2 separate regions of the Homo sapiens genome follow, and region 1 is linked to region 2. Evidence: chromatin loops called from intact Hi-C (ENCODE). Cell type or tissue: CD4-positive, alpha-beta T cell. All regions are shown on one strand. Links, peaks and the distances in the headings refer to the core of each region. The heading gives the core; the rest is flanking DNA. Region 1 has its middle 74 kb from the start of LINC01163. Region 2 holds the start of MKI67 (marker of proliferation Ki-67).

Region 1 (8,330 bases), core at 5-8,004, 85 kb after region 2:
ACACACACACACACACACACACACACACTCATTTATATGACAAAGTTGGGATCATACAATTCATGTTATTGTTTAGCTTGCTTCTTTCATGTAACAGTCCAGCGGAGGATAATTTACATCCATGGTCCTCTGTGGCATTTCTAATGCCGCTTTATTGTGCCCCTGAACACCTTGGGTATCCATCAAAGCCCTTCTCACAGTGCAGCAGAGTTTTTCACAAGTGCATATTTGCCCCCAGGCTGTGAGTACAGTGAGGACTGATTCCACATGCTAGTTACATCCCCTGCCCTTAGTACAATGTCTACTATGTACTAATAATATTGATAACCAACAATTATTGAGCAGTTAGTGTGTGCTAGATTTTTAAAAGTCCCTCTTGAAGCAATGACCCCCAATTGCAACAAGTATGCTCTGTGTCCAGAGCTTGGTTTATAATACCGTTTTCCAATAAAGGGAAACAGAGTTGCTTACAGCAATGGGCAATTCTGGGACTGGGGCAGGAAATATACAAGACGAGCCTGGAGGATCTGGTAGTGCCAGGAAGGAAGTCAGTGCTCAAAAAGCAGAATGCTAAGGCTATGTTAAAGGAACACAGGAAGGAACTGAAAGACCTCCCAATGGCCAAAGCTAAGAACAAGTCAATAAAAAAAAGCACCGAATTAAGACTTAAAGTGTAAAACAAATACCCATGAGTCCATGCTGATATAGATGGCTGATTAAATAAATGGAGGAGGAAAGGCACATCTTGCCTGCAGAAGAATTCTAAATAATCTACGTAGACACTCCACCCTCCAGGAGGTGCCGCCTAACTCCCAGCTGAGTAAGTGTGGGCTGTGCAGAATGACTTCCTTCCAGAGAGGACAGCCTGGAAAGAGGGAAAAAGAGTCACTTTACATCGGAGAAACCTGACAAACACTATCTCAACCAGGCGATCAGGGTCAACAATGATCTATGCTGTGGACATGCTGAGAGTATGCACTGTTGATATGATATCGTGTGAACGGAACCCCAAGCCCCTTAACCCCAATCTAATCATCAGAAAAACGTCAGAAAAACCAACCCAAGTTGACAGACATTCTACAAAACAGCTGACTAGTACTCCTCAAAACTGCCAAGGTCACTAAAAACAAGGGAAGTCAGAGAAGACATCACCAAGAAGAGCCTAGGGAAACAGGAGGACCAGATGTGATCTGGGATCCTGGAGCAGGAAAAGGACGTTAGTTAAAAATGAAAAAAAAAAAATGGGAATAAACGAAGGGCTTCAGCTGATAATAGTGTATCAATATTGGCTCACTGGTGGTGCGGGGTGTGCCACACTCATGTAAGATGTCGGCAACGGGAAGGATAACCTCTGTACTACCTGCAACTTTTCTATAAAACCATTCTAAGTAAAAACTTTAAATTTATTTATTTTGAGACAGAGTCTCGCTCTGTCGCTGGAATGCAGTGGCGCGATCTCGGCTCACTGTAAGCTCCGCCTCCTGGGTTCACGCCATTCTCCTGCCTCAGCCTCCCGAGTAGCTGGGACTACAGGCGCCCGCCACCACGCCCGGCTAATTTTTTGTATTTTTAGTAGAGACGGGGTTTTACGGTGTTAGCCAGGATGGTCTTGATCTCCTGACCTCTTGATCTGCCCGCCTCGGCCTCCCAAAGTGCTGGGATTACAAGTGTGAGCCACCGCGCCTGGCCTTAAGTTTATTTTTAAAGAGTGCCTTTCATGGATTCTCCCATTTAATTCTCACATAGTCCCGTGGGGCTCTATGTCCTTCTGCATTGAGGAAATAGGGCACAGGGCTGAAGGGCTTTGCGCAAGCTCCTGGGGGAGCAGACTGCTGCGCTGGGCCTGAAACTGCAGCCCGGCCCCAGGACCTTCCCTCAAAGGGAAGTGCCCACGAATATTGAGGAGGTGGGCTCTTTGCTTGCAGACCAGTTCATCATACCACAGGCTGCCTGAGAGTCTGCGGCCCTGTCCCGTGCTGCCTGCGGAAGCCCGCAGGGCCCGCGTGGGAGGAGAGCCTGGGCTTGGAAGCCCCGCCAGCGAGGGCATGCCCTGCACAGAGGAGGGAGTGTGGAAAAGCGAGAATGAAGCTGTTTTCCTTCCCAAATTAATATGGAACAAGGAGCAGCTTAATCACACTTTGGGTTCAGTGATGTCTCCAGTTGCCACAGTAATCAGAGGCGGCCTTTACAAATAGATTGCATTTGACCTTGTTGGTTTGATGGACGGGAGTGGAGTCCGGCCGCGGACGGCGTCCCTTCCAGGGCCGGCCGCCAGAGGGCGAGCGCGCCTTCCCGGGCGGGGCGGGGACGGGACGGGGACGGGGAGGGGACGGGACGGGGACGGGGAGGGGACGGGGACACGGACACGGGAGGCTTCCGCTCGCCCGCGGGTGGCGTCTCTGCTCCCACTAGAGCGGGCCAGGCCTCTGGGTTCCGTTTCTCAAGCACACAGGGAGGGTGGCCGCGGGCCAGGGGCGGCCGCGAGACTCCACGTCCACGTCCCGGGCAGTCCCTCCGGAGGTTGGGCCGCGCGGCCCGGGGAGCGGAGCGCTGCGCTTCTCTGCGAGCACCCCGGGGCCTTTAGGCGCCCCCGTTTCCTCGTCAGTGGGGGGCGCGGTGCCGCTTCTCCGCGGGCTAAACTGCTGAGGAAGGGGCGAGTTCCTGCGGCCCCTGCCTGTCCCGGCCACGCCCCACCTCCGCCCCGCCGCGTTGCGCGTTCCCGCGGGGCCCCGGGCACCCCTGGGGCCCCGGGGATCTCTGACGCCCCCTTCCCTCCAACCCCCGCTGCGATCCCACAGGTGGGGTGAACAGCGCCCCTGCTGTCCCACGGGGCGTCTTCGCGGGTGATGCCCACACTCTCAGCCTGAAGAGCAGGACCTGTCCGCGGGTGGGGCCCACCCCCAGGCTTCCGGTGCCCGCGCGGCCTCCAGGGCGCCTCCCCCGGGCGCATCCTCCGGGCCTGGCAGGGAGCGCAGCCTGGGAGTCAGGGGCGACTGGAGCCCACCTGCTCAGCGCCCACCGCGGCGGCCCTGCCCTTTCCCCCGGGAGCAGCAGGGACAGCCTTGGAGCAGCAGCTCCCGCAGGGGGAGGAATGGCGCAGTGGCCCGAGGCTCTGGAGCTGGCCCCCTGCTCGCCCGGGGCTACCTCGGGGAAGCGCAGAATTCGCACCTTTCTTCTCCAGCTCCACGCACCCCTCATGGAACCTTAGCGAGGCCCAGGGCAGGGGATGCTGCCAGGCCGCTGCCAGGCTCTGACGCGGTTGCGGATGCCTCGCCCGGTCTCTCCGGAGGTGGAGGAGTGGCACCCCTGGCTGTGCACTGCGGTGCACCGGTGTCTGCTCAGGGCATTCTCCACCTTGCCCTCCATCCCCTCAGGGTCAAGTGAGGAGGGAGACAAATATCCCACCTTCAGAAACAGCCCTGAGAAACGTTTATTTCCAGGGGACAGTGCGATTAGACCTCTCCCGGCGCGGTGTATTTCTGTGCTTAATATTATTATTTATACATCAATATTGACATCCAGCGTCCATTGATACGTGGCATGCGTAGGTGCTAAGAAGCGCCAGCTACATAGCATGCTTTATTTATGTGCGGTAAATATTTAAAGACTCCCATGTGTTTCGATTGGAAAGTGCGTATTACTGGACAATTTCGTTTCAAAGCTTTCTCTCTGATGTAAGGTTTATTAAGATGTATGAGGTGGCTGCGGTGGCCTGATTGAGAGCCCATGAAAGTCCTGAGAAATAAAATTCTGCTGCTGCGGCCCAGGGAGTCGGCCTTCCACAGTCCCGTTTAGGAGCCGGGGCTCTTCTCCGTTATTAAGACGTGGTAGTTTGCTCTGCATGAATTACCAGCTGTTTGGTATTGCCTGAGAGGGACGGGGTGGCTAGTTTGAAAAGTCAGTTTGCAGGTTTTCCACGATGGCAGAGGTGCCACCTGTGTCACCAGCCGGCGGGGCTGGGAGTTCATCTAGCCCGGGCTATGGACAAGGCCGTGTGCGTCCAGACGGGGCCGCCAGAGGGCGCGCGTCTGCGGCCGCGGGAGGCCCAGCGGGGCCTGAGAAGTGGGCGGAGCCAGCCCCGGCCGGAGGAGCTTCTTGCTTGCAGGTGTCAGCGGCAGCAATTTCAGGCAGGGTGGCCAGGCTGCTCCCCGAGGACAGCATCTTGGAGGAATTGCTTTCATTTCCTCCCAGCTAGTCCCTCTGCCCAGCACTTGCCGGCAGCTTCTTCCATGAGGGCGGAGTTCTGTCTGCAGCCCCAAGGGGCGTTCTTTGAGGCTGTAACTAGCATCCAGGGAGAGATGGCTCACATCAGTGGAGGGTGCGAGGTGGAATCAGGTCGCTCATGACAGAGGCTGCATTCAAGCCAGAGCCCCACTGCTTTGCTGTGGGTTGAATTGCATCTCCCCTCCCACCCCTCTAAAGATATGTCCGAGTCCTAAGCCAGCACCTCAGAACGGGACCTTGTTTTGAGCAGGTTGTTTGCAAATTTAATTAGTTACGATGAGGTCATACGGGAGTAGAGTGGGTCCCTGGGTCCTTAACCCAATGGCTGGTGCCCTGATAAAAAGACAGCCCTGCAAAGACACAGAGACACACAGGGAGAACGCTGTGTGACGGTGGAGGAAGAGACTGGAGTCGTGTGGCCACAAGACAGGGAGCTCCTGGTGCCACCAGGAGCTGGAAGAGGCAGGAAGCGTCCTCTCCTAGAGGCCTCAGAGGAAGCAAGGCCCTGCTGACGCCTTGGTTTTGGACTTCTATCTCCTAAGCTGTGAGACAATGAATTTCTGTTTTAAGCCACCCAGTTTGTGGGACTTAGTTATGGTGCCCCAGGAGACAGGCACAACAAACGGGGAAAGAAAACGCAGCCACTGCCTGAGAAGGAGGCTGTGTGTCGGCTGTGGAGACACCAGCGCAGCTTCCCAGGAATTGGTTAGATCTTGGCCTCCTTTCCGTGCAGTGGTGGAAATAAGAGGAATGGAAGGCTGCTGCCTTGGGAGTGACGGCTCTGGGATTGGCCCCACCGGGCGGTGGGTGGATGGGGCAGACTAGGAGCCCTTCCTGGGAGGGTCACAGAATGAGCTAGCCAGAGTGACCCTTCTCTCTATTCACGGTCTTCAGTGTTGTTTCCTCCAAGCAGGGACAGAGTTGTTCGGTTGGAGAGTGGGAAGACTTATTTCATTCTTTTAAAATTCAGCCTGGAATCTGGGAGCAAGGAAACTTACGCATTAATGCAGCATGTCAGGAGAGCTGCCAGAATGTGCAGCCCCACAGCTGATTTCCACAACTTATCTTGGCAAAAATACTTCCAACCTGTCCCAGGATTCTGTCATGGAATCCCTGCTATATGAAAGCACCTGAGGAGAAGGATGCAGGGCCCGGAACGCTTCCCATTGCCCAGAGGCTGGTGGTTCTACCTGTCCAGAGACTTGTCCCCACCCCACGTAACTCAACAGAGAGATGATCAGACTCGTGTCTTCCCTAGGGGTGGAGGCCGTTGGAACTGTGTTCATTCTGCTAGAAATGCGGGCGAGGCTGCGGTCACCCCTGCTAGGCAGAGCCTTGGCTCCATGCTCCATGAGGACCAAGGAAGAAGCTTCTCAGGCCCCTTCTTTCTCCACATTCCAGCAGATCTTCGCCCCCTGCAAACACCCCCCACCTCTTCTAGGAGCCTGCAGTGGGGACTGGCTGCCAATTTCTGATCGGATGCAGACTATTCACCACCAACCATCCCCCAGGCAGGGCAGGTTTGACATTCACTTGGAAGACAAAGCAAGGTAGTCAGGTGTGCTGCCCCTAGACCTCGAGGAGGGACGTGGACATTATCTCACTTTCCGCGGAGGGGGCAGCAGTGGAAGCCACTGTGGTGGAGGAGAGTGGCCACCTGCTGCCCAGGCCCCCACCTAAAATTGCAGTATAATTATGGACTTGCGGGTCTTTGTACAGTTCCCGGCTTCCGGTAAATATTAATGGGTTGCCTTTTATTCATTTAGCTAATGTTTTTGAAAGATGGCCTCAAACAAAAAGATCATATCTGTATGTTGTGCTTTAATTTATTTTCACCTTTTTTTCTCCTTTGGAGACCCCTAGTGTATCATCACTTTGTTTACCACAAATTAAACCGGGGCTGATTGTTTACCAGACTGTGGGCCTCTGTGCATTGCTCCACACTCTCCCTTTTTTTTTTAATAATCACAACCTGGGATTCATTTGCGAGAGGCCCTAATCTGCATGAGAATTATACAATTAACTTTTGATTAACCACCTAGTTCTTTTGGAAACCATGGTGTATAGGATACTCTGCATTTAAATAATTTTCCTTAAATTGGGAGCAGGCCTTTCATTAAGCTGGTGAATGCTGAGAAGATAGAGGCTGGTGGTTGACTAAACAACAACATTCGGAGATAATCAGGGTCAAAACAATAGGTAAGACGGCAGGGCCAGAATGTCATCTTTAAATATAACAGTGGAGATAAAGGCCCCCAGATTGCGCCTTATCAAAACACAAAAAATCAAAGCGCTCTCTTGTCTGTGGCAAAATGCGGAGGCCCCAGCGATGTGGGGGAGAGCATTGTCTGGCGGCCACCGAAGCAGGATTTGCATTCGGGGGTCTGCCTAACACACGTTACATCACGTAGGGCACTTATCTCTGAGCCTGACAATAATTATCGGGAAGAATATACTCAGAATGACTTTTTTGTGATTTTTATGCTTCCCCAACACAAGGAAGGGGAGATAACAGCATTAGGAGGAAGGGGAGAGTCTCGGAAGACTCTCCCAGGAGCTGGTTCTTCGATTAAATTTGCTCTGCCACTCCGGTGCCGCTGAACAAGTGGGAAGAAAGCCGGCAAGCCTTTCATATAGGGTAATAATAGTCCTGAACACAGCCTTCACCAAAAGATAAGATCCATTGTCGAAACAAACAAAGGAGCCGTATTCAACAGCACTGGAAGAATATCTATGAGCAAAGTTTTAAATCCTCTTTCTGTCTCCTTCTCTCCTTGCTTGTACCTTGCACCTGGTTCTGCAAGAGGCTGGTTCTGCCGGGCTCGGGTAAGTGCACGCTGTCGGAGCCTCTAGTCCAAAGGTGCCTGGGAAAGGCAGGGCCTTCATCTCGGGGGTCACTGGGGGTTGAGTGAGGACTTTCTGAGGTCAAGGTCGTGCTCTTCCTTCCGAGAGTCTCACATTCCTTTCTTCTCCAAAGTCCTCCAGAAGAGACCTTGATCTCTGATCTGAGACCCCAGAGACCTGGCAGAAGCTCACATGAGAAAGAAGCAGTCCAGGCAGCTTTTGTGTGTTCGCTCCTACTTGGTCTTGTCAGACTTCCTGGGCATGCAGAGTCCCCAGGTGATTATTTTTCCTCAAAACAATTATTCTGCTTCCTTCTCCCTACAGGAAATACTAAGCAACCAGTGTCCAGTCTCCAACTCCAGCCCAGCATCGTTTAAACACCGATGGAATGTCCCTTACAGATAAAGCCCCGTGCTTCTAATTAGCTGCTTTGCCAGAGCCTTCTGTGCTCAGAGTGAATAGAACATGATAGTAATTGTAGACCTTTTGCCCTGCATCCTTGACCAGCGTCCTGGGGGTTGGGTGTATCCTATTCGCTAGCCTTACAGGAAGTTGCGCCCTGGGACACCGAGAGGGACTCTTCTGGTTTGATTTTAGATGAAGATACCGTGTGGGCCTTTCCCTACTAACCAAAGAGAATTACAGAGAGTTAAGATTTGATCCACGGGAGTTTTGTTCAGCCTGTTCAGCTCTTTGTCTTATTCCAGGGACACAAACCAAGGCCCTTTCCTGGCCGTGGGTGGAGGGATTCCCTGAACGCACTGACTGGGGGTTCTGAGCTGCTGTGTTAGGTGGGATCGGGGTAGGATTCCCAGGCAAGGGTTGGCTGACAGTGGGGCCCGAACATGCAGAACAGGAGGCAGTGGGCCTGCAGAGAGACCTGTCATGGCAGACCAGGGACAGCAGGGTCCTGGGTTCTTGGCACACACAGTGGAGGGGGGGGGTGGCCAGGGCAGGTGGAGGGCAGAGGGCAGAGGGCCCCGCTACGAATGCAGAGAATGGCTCGGAGACTCAGAGAGTGGCCAGCCCAGAAGGGAGAAGTGAGGACCTTGTCTTTCCACAGATGGACTGTGTGGCCTCCTGTAAACCCCTTTGCTTTCCTGAGCCTCAGTTTCTCCTTTATACCTCCTGGGGTTTCTCATAGCAAGTGCATCTGGTTGGCCCTAAAATTTGGCTGGGGCAATTAGAGGTTTCTGGGAGCTTCCTTCTTTGGCAACTGGTTTGCCCTCCTGATGCTTTTTGGGGCTGGGGGGTGGTTCAGA
Region 2 (8,330 bases), core at 201-8,200:
AGGGTGTTCACATGATAAATTGACCTGTCCATCTTGTTTTGTACCTTTTTCTCTGTGTATATTTTGCTTTAAAATAAAAAAGAATAGAAAAATCTCATGCAGTTTCAAAACACTTGGAAGAAAATAACAAACTCCTTTAGGACAAGGTCAACCTCCCTCTGCATAATTATTTGCACCCAAATCCTTGAATTCCATCACATTTTGTCCCAATTAGTCATCTTCCTAGATCCATATCCTTTTAAATTAAGATTAGTGTTGAGAATGAAAACCTGAAATACTTTGACATCCATGAACATTAAAGAAGAATGACAGTTGACTTTGACACTAGTTTATGGTTAATCAGAAGATGACATTTACTGTTAGACCAATCAGCTTTTACCTACCTGAAGGAACGATCAATAATAGTTATTACATCTCCATGTTTTAGCCGTACAGGCTCATCAATAACAGACCCATTTACTTGTGTTGGATTTGTGGAACTGAAATTATGTAATATTGCCTGCAAGTGAAAAGAAGGGGAAATATGTAACTAATGAACAGATTAAAAGTGAACTAAAAAGCTTTAAAAGTAGATCTTCAAAAAACCCACTCACCTCCTGCTCATGGATTTCAATTTTGCAATGTTGTTTTGACACAACAGGAAGCTGGATACGGATGTCACATTCAATACCCCTTCATGCAAAAGAAGAAGGTTTTTTTGGTTGCTGCAACTTTTTAAAAGATTACCTCAATTTCCCAAAATAAAACACAATTTGACTAGAATGTTTGATCTGTAAATATGACATAAAGGAGTAACAAACAAAATGGGCAATGTAAACGATCTTGCATTTTGCAAAGAACTTTTGGAAGTATTAAACATGTAACTATTAGATCTTTAAAACAGAGAGTATGTAAAAACAAGGGAAAACACTAGAACACAAATCGAATTACCTTTTATATGAAAAGCTATACTTAAAAGACACAAAGGAATACTTACATCAATTTTGGATAATGACTATTTTTAATACTCTGTGCTTTTTCAAAAACGTTTGTTTGTAATGTTAAATATGTTTAGAGGTTTAATCATCCCCAAATGTGCTTATTTGATGCTAGCACTTCTGTGCATCAGTTTCTTCATATACAATAAAGAAATTACATTAGAACCTACATCATGTGATGTTCAATTAAATGGTTGTACATGTCACTAATTTGCCTAGCACATAGTAAATGCTCATTATGGGTAAGCTTTTCATTGTTGTTTTAAAACTACACTGAATTTACTGACAGATTCAAGTCTCTAAACAATAAAAATACTAATTTGCAAGCGACACAAAAAAAAAATCTAAATTCAACTTGTTTTTCCACAGAAAGCTAACACCATGGCAAAGTAGCAGAAGAGACAATTCCTAAACCTATACAAACTAATAATCAGAAGAGTTTGTTAGTAGGTTCTTGGAGTCTTCAGTGTTCCTGTTCTAGCCTGTGATCTTAAAAATTTGAATAAACTATGCAATGGCCTGTCTGTTCTCCATCTGAACCTTTGGAGTCTAAGAATCTCTCTTCCTACCCAGGTCATGTGACCAAACACTTAGGAATTATTTCTAAATTATAAAATCTTGCATGAAGATATATTCAAGGAGTACTGTATAAAAAAGCAAAAGGACTGCCACTGGAGATGAAATGTTTATATTTTTCCTTTTCAAGAGAAAGGTATCTATGGAAAGTGAAAAGCTTCCTTAACCCCAATAAAATAATTTGATTTTAAGGTAACAGGACATCAGAGCAAAGGAAAGACTATCCCTTACAACTGAGAATTTGTTTGGCAGGAGGACGACTATAGATGGGTGTTTCTGAGCTTTGGCACTGTTGACATCTTGGGCCAGATGCTTCTGTATTGTGGGGGCTGCCCTGAGCCTGGTAGGATGCCCACCCTGACCTCTCCTCCGCGATGACAGCGCATGCCCCTGTCCTATATTGTGACATGGAAATTCAAATGAATCCTGGAAGGTTAGATGACCCTCCTGTGAGAACCACTGTTCTCAAGAGATTGCAAATCCATGGCTCCAGCCCATGTTTCTACTGACCCTTGCCAGAATGCTAGGTATTGATCACACCCCCTATGCCAGACACCATCCCTGGCCCTACACACGTGATTAGTAACAAGACAGTCTTTGCCTTTGGGGAGCTCAGCCTAGTGGGAGACAAACCCACAACTCACCCCTGAAGCTGTGGGGTTGGAAATACAAGTTTTCATGCAAGGCTTCCTCAGAGGTGACATTTCACCTGATGCCTGAATGATGGAAATCACACAAGCTTGAGGAAGGGGAGAACTTTCCCATTGTAAACTTCCAAGTGTGTAAGAAGTACCAAGGTGAACAAAGGCTTGGAATGCCTTAGGCGGGAGGAACAAGGTAGGGGATGGGGTTGGGAGGACAGGGTGAGGCCGGGATGGGGTTGGGAGGACAGGGTGAGGCCTGAATCCCGTGTGGTCTGGGAAATGACCACACGGGAAATGACCCCCCTTCTCAGGCCTCTAGTGGGACACATGTCAGAGGCTGATGGGGCACTGTCAGCAACTATACCTGTTATACAGGGACAGGGTTATTACCACCACCAAACAGGACAGCAATATAAGAGGAAACGTTCTCGAATTCCAGGCAGGAAGACTTTCTGTCCCATTTTCCTATTGCCACAAGGAGCCAAGAGACAAGTGTATGGCTTCCTTCCTTCATTCTCTGTGTCCCCAGTGGCCAGGGATGCCCACTGTGGAGGCACCCGGGGGCGCACAGTGTCTTCAGACGCCTGCCTGCAGCCAGTGACATATGAAGATCATCTACATCTTTCTTTACCGCAACATTAGCAAATCGATTTTTTTAATTGGCTTGATTTTTAAAACCACTTAAACATACAAACTAGCATCAAATTTATACTTACAAAACAAAAAAACACAACTATGTCAACTTAGTAACGAATGGGAGAAGCACCAAGGAAAAGTGACGGCAGGACCCAATCCTAGAGCGCGTTTCTGGACTTTATTCTGTGACTAAGGTATTTTCCTCTTTCTCAGCTAAAACGTCCGCGCGCGCCCGCGGGGCTCACCTTCCAAACAAGCAGGTGCTGAGGCTCAGGGGAAAGTGGGGACCGTCGACCCCGCTCCTTTTGATAGTAACCAGGCGTCTCGTGGGCCACATTTTCTAAACAGTAAGTTGAGTATAATCCGTAGGGGAAGGCCAGGTATAATCCGTAGGGGAAGGCCAGAAGCAAATTTACAACTCTTCCACTGCAAAAGAGGTGCGAGTTACTCTGATAGCAAAGGAGCTAAGAAGGGCCCCGTGCCCAATTCACCTATCCCCGGCCACAGAAGCGCACACCGCAGCTAGCTAGCGGGGACCCCAGGACGATCCGACCGCAGCCCCCGGCGCCCCAAAGTCCGGCAGCTGGGGTGTTGTCGCCAGCGCCTGCGCCTCCTGGGAGCTTCCACCGAGACGCCCTCGCCAGAGCCCAGGAGGAGTCGGGCCCAGGCCGCGCGTCTGTCCCCTGCCCGTCCCCGCAGAGCTCGGGGGGTCCCCGCGGCTCAGCCCTCGACCCCGGACAGCTCCCAGGAGTCCCGGCCGCAGCTCACCTGGGACGATCCGGCCCGCAAGGCCACTTGTCGAACCACCGCTCGTCAAGTCGCACCCAAAGTCCGCCGCAGGAGGAGCCGGCGCCGCGCTCACCTCCGCCCGGTAAGCTGCGCCCGCCACGCTCCGCACACACCGGGCCGCAGCCCGCGGGGTCGCGTTCGCTGCACCCCGGCCTGCAGTCCCCGCTGCTCCCGCCGCCGCCTCTGACGGGGACCCGGTGGCCCTACAGGCTACGTCCCCGGGCGCCCGGCTCTAGCGGCTCCCACCGAGTCGAGTCCTCCCGCCCGCCCGCCCGCCCGCAGCGTCAGCCCTCCACTTCCTTCTTCCAGCCCGGCGCGCCCGCCCAATTCAAACGAAAACGAAGATTCAAATTCTGGCGCTAAGCGCTGCGATTGAACGGGAAAGCGCGGCATGGGACCAATAGGAAGGGAGCGCAGGGCGTGGGCGGGGAGGGGGCGGGGAAACCGGGCTCGCGGGGCGGGGCTGGCGTGTCCGCGGGCGAGCCACTCACGCATCCGGAGGAAAATACCTGGGTGCATCCCCGGCGAGGGCGGCTGGCGGAGGGCAGAGGTGGAACACGCTCCCACCGAGATAACCCGTCCTGCTATCCTTTTCTTAAAGGACCAAACATCTGGGACACTATAACATTACTCATTGCCAGAAGATTTAAAACTGCTAAAAATTAAAAACAGGCGGGACGCGGTGGCTCACGCCGGTAATCCCCGCACTTTGGGAAGCTGAAGCAGGAAGATCCCTTGAGCCCGGGAGTTCAGAACCAGCCTGGGCCACCTGGAGAGAACCCATCTCTACAAAAAATTCGCCAGGCGTGGTGGCGCCCCTGTAGTTCTAGCTACTGGGACAGCTGAGGTGGGAGGATCGCTTGAGCCGGGGCGGTCGAGGCTGCAGTGAGCTGAGATCGCGCCACTGCACTCCAGCCTGGGCGACAGAGCAAAGCCCTGTCTCAAAAAAAAAAAAAAAAAAAAAAAAAAAATCGAAACCTTCCTCTTCAGTGCATACATCTTACCAAACACAAAAACAACCAATTATATAAAGTAGTTTGGTGTGTCTTTTCCTGCTATACGTGTATTCTCTTTTTCAAAAGCACAGAAAAAAAGGTCATAACATACACAACACGATTCTATACTTTGTGCTCTCTGCTTTTAAATATCCTGAGGCTATCTCCACTGAACACATTCTCGCTTTTACTCTCTGATGGCTGCAGAGCACTGGGCTTCGGGAAACCATAATTTACTTAATCATTACTATTGCCACATACTTAGGTTTACAATGTTTTGTTATTAGAAAACATTCTTCAATTGAAATGGCTTGTGCATGCCAAGATGGGTGAATCCTAAAATAATTCTACACAGGATTCTATCGGGGTCTGCTTCAGTTGCGCTGGTGGCCATGTGGGCTCAGTAGGCCACCTGGGGTGAAGTGAATGGAGCCTAAACACGCTTTTGGTGACAACGGCCTCTCTGCCCCATCTCACCTCCTCCAGCTCCCCAGCAACCCTTGGAGCTTGGCTCCCTTGATCAGGGAGGCCTCGATGCAGGGGACCCCTGAGGACTTCCTATTCCTTTCAGAGAGTCCATAAGGTCAAAACCATTTATCTAATGACCCTCTGTGTTACTTGCCCTTCTCATTCTCATGCTCCCAAGAGTGTGGGGTGTGGTTCTGCAAATGCAGAAGCAGTGAGGAGACTCCCACTGTCTCCGTTTCAACCAGGTATTACAGAGATTTGCAAAAATGTGAACTAAAGCGCTGTTTTCATTTTGTTGTTTTTTTTCCATAAAAATAAGTTATTGGTGTTAGCATGAAATAGGTGCATCACTATCTTAAAATGAATCAATAAATGAATATTTTTAAATTCCTTAGCCTTAACTTAAAATATATAAATATAGCTAGATATAACCCATCCACATTAACAAAAATTCCTGGTGGTTCTCAATAATTCTTAAGAGTGTAAAGGGACCACAAGATTGAAAAGACTGAGCCCTCTGCTCTAGAGCAACTACAAAGATATCAGCTGCTGATGGAAATAGAGAAACTGGGAAAGCAACATAAAAGCACAGGACAGCAACTCTAAATTGTATGGGCCAAGTCTGACGTAGAAAAATTCAGTGCGGGGATACTATTATATAAACGTTTTAGGGGGCATGAGTTTCCATGTTTTCCCCCATTAAACGATCAAACAAAGCCCACCACTGCATAACCCCATAAAACACAACTTTTCTCATCCTAATTACTGCTTGTTTCCAGAGACAGTTCTTCCACCCTCATGGATGCAGCCTAATTAGAACTAGAAGGTGCTAGGCCAGGCGCAGGGGCTCATGCTTGTAATCCCAGCACTTTGGGAGGCCAAGGTGGGTGGATCATGAGGTCAGGAATTCAAGACCAGACTGACCAATATGGTGAAACCCCATCTCTACTAAAAATACAAAAATTAGTCGGGTGTAGTGGCACACGCCTGTAGTCCCAGCTACTCGGAAGGCTGAGGCAGGAGAATCACTTGAACCCGGGAGGCAGTGGTTGCAGTAAGCCAAGGTCACGCCACTGCGCTTCAGCCTGGGCAACAGAGCGAGACTCCATCAAAAAAAAAAAATAGAAAAGAGAGAGAGACAGAAAGAAAGAACGAAGGAAAGAAAGAAAGAAAAAGAAAGAAAGAAAGAGAGAGAGAAGAAAAAGAGAGGAGAAAAAGAAAGAAAGAGAGAAGAAAAAGGAAGAAAGAAAGAAAAACATTTTGAGTTACTTCTTTGAAACATTTTGAGTTACTTCTTTTCTGTTGTTGCTGTTGTTGTTTTTCTTTTTTGAGATGAAGTCTCACTCTGTCCCCCGGGCTGGAGTGCAGTGGTGCAATCTCTGCTTACTGCAACCTCCGCCTCCCAGGTTCAAGCGATTCTCCTGCCTCAGCCTCCCAAGTAGCTGGGATTACAGGTGTCTGCTGCTAAGCCCAGCTATTTTTTTTTTTTGTATTTTTAGTGGAGATGGGGTTTCACTTTTTTTTTTTTGAGACTGAGTCTCACTCTGTCACCCAGGCTGGAGTGCAGTGGCACAGTCTTGGCTCACTGCAACCTCTGGCTCCTGAGTTCAAGCAATTCTCCTGCCTCGGCCCCCTGAGTAGCTAGGACTACAGGTGTGAGCCACCACGCACAGTTTATATATATATATATATTATGTGTGTGTGTATATATATGTATGTGTGTGTGTGTGTGTGTGTATATATATAGTATACTGTCGCTATATATATGTATATATGTATATATATGTGTGTATATATATAGTATACTGTCTCTATATATAGTATATAGTATGTGTGTATATATATAGTATACTGTATATATAGTAATTATATATAGTATATATACTATATATAACAATTATATATAGAGTATATATACTATATATAATTAGTATATATATTACTATATATATATATATATATATAGTAATTTTAGTAGAATCAGGTTTTCACATGTTGGCCAGCTGGTCTCGAACGCCTGACCTCAAGCAATCCGTCCGCCTCGGCCTCCCAAAGTGCTGGGTTTACAGGCGTGAACCACCGTGCCCAGACTTCTTCCTGGCTTTTAATCTGGTCTCTTGTGGGGAGGTTGCCCACACTTTTCTTCCCAACTTTCTTCTCTGTTACGTAAGTCAGGGACAATGTATAGTTCCTTCCAGACTTCCGTATTCTACTTTCATTGATCTTGGACCTACAAGTCGGTTTTGTAGCTCCATTTTTGGAGTTTTATTTTTTTCATGATCTTCTTTCCATTTTCATCTCCTTTAAATAGTTTCTACTAATATAGGAAAACTACGGATGTATTGTTCTTTATTGGTTATGTTTCTTGTTCTTGGACACAAAGGCATTCCCTAGGGAAATCAGAAGACATCTACAAAATTCCAATAATGATTGAAACAAATCTCAAAATTCAACTAAAAGTAAACTCAAAAAGAAATGCATTTAAAAATATTAGGCTGATTAATTTTTTAAGATGTCAGTAATCTAAGATATCCAATATGATGCTTTGCCAATCTATGAACAAGAAAAGTCTGATTATAACAGCTTACATTATAGCAAAATGCCCCATTACACAGGCATCAAATGAATTTCTTATCACTTAGTCATCTCTGCTAAAACAAAACAAAACTCTTCATGACTGGACTTTCGTCATACTTCTCTCCACACACTAGTAACCTCTCTAACAACTCCAACAATTATGTTGACTGCAGAATACACATTCCCTGTATGTACTGCTCTGATTGTTTTCCTATTTGTACCCAATGCTCCTGATGATAGTGTCTAGAGCAACATAAGACTAAGCTGCCCATCTTTTCACTGAATAATTTTTCACACATTTGAAGATGAACACAACTCATTCACTTCCTGAAATATTCTCGTTAAAATTTTTATTAGCAGTTTTTGCTGTTATTGTTGTTGTTTGTTGTTGTTGAGATGGAGTCTCGCTCTGTTGCCTAGGCTGGAGTGCAATGGGCATGATCTCGGCTCACTGCAACCTCCACCTCCTGGGTTCAAGCAATTCTCCTGCCTCACCCTCCCGAGTCACTGGGACTATAGGCATATGCCACCACGCCCAGCTAATTTTTGTATTTTGGGTAGAGATGGGGTTTCATCCTATTGATCAGGCTGGTCTCAAAATCCTGACCTTAGGTGATCGGCCTGCCTCAGCCTCCCAAAGTGCTGGGATTACAGACATGAGCCACCGC

What was found. Hi-C counts contacts between places; a loop is a spot of excess contacts. Peaks named below come from ENCODE experiments on the same cell type or tissue, not always from the same donor. Only the 100,000 strongest peaks of a DNase experiment are listed, where the experiment ranks them.
Region 1: it touches region 2 in a loop (12-fold over the local background); 9 of 110 quality-filtered maps call a loop at or near these places.

Annotation. Positions count from the first base shown.
Region 1 is chr10:128,208,071-128,216,400 of GRCh38, forward strand. No RefSeq gene overlaps it. Among named protein-coding and RNA genes, the nearest start is that of LINC01163, 74 kb to the right of the region's middle. RefSeq lists an enhancer at 1,418-1,979 and silencers at 2,179-2,368, 2,459-2,618, 3,948-4,097. In CD4-positive, alpha-beta T cell, for the core only: CTCF peaks have their summits at 2,224, 2,427, 2,626 (motif pointing right), 4,009 (motif pointing right) and 1 weaker place; DNase peaks (open chromatin) are centred at 2,351, 2,791 and 4,041; H3K4me3 peaks cover 2,022 bases; H3K27ac peaks cover 338 bases.
Region 2 is chr10:128,122,498-128,130,827 of GRCh38, forward strand. MKI67 (marker of proliferation Ki-67) reads right to left here and starts at 3,926. Exons shown (of 15, transcript NM_002417.5): 1 at 3,602-3,926; 2 at 3,079-3,259; 3 at 594-672; 4 at 384-499. The coding sequence starts at 3,170. RefSeq lists a silencer at 3,706-4,075 and an enhancer at 4,186-4,415. In CD4-positive, alpha-beta T cell, for the core only: no CTCF peak of the experiment used is centred there; a DNase peak (open chromatin) is centred at 4,104; H3K4me3 peaks cover 2,261 bases; H3K27me3 peaks cover 1,570 bases.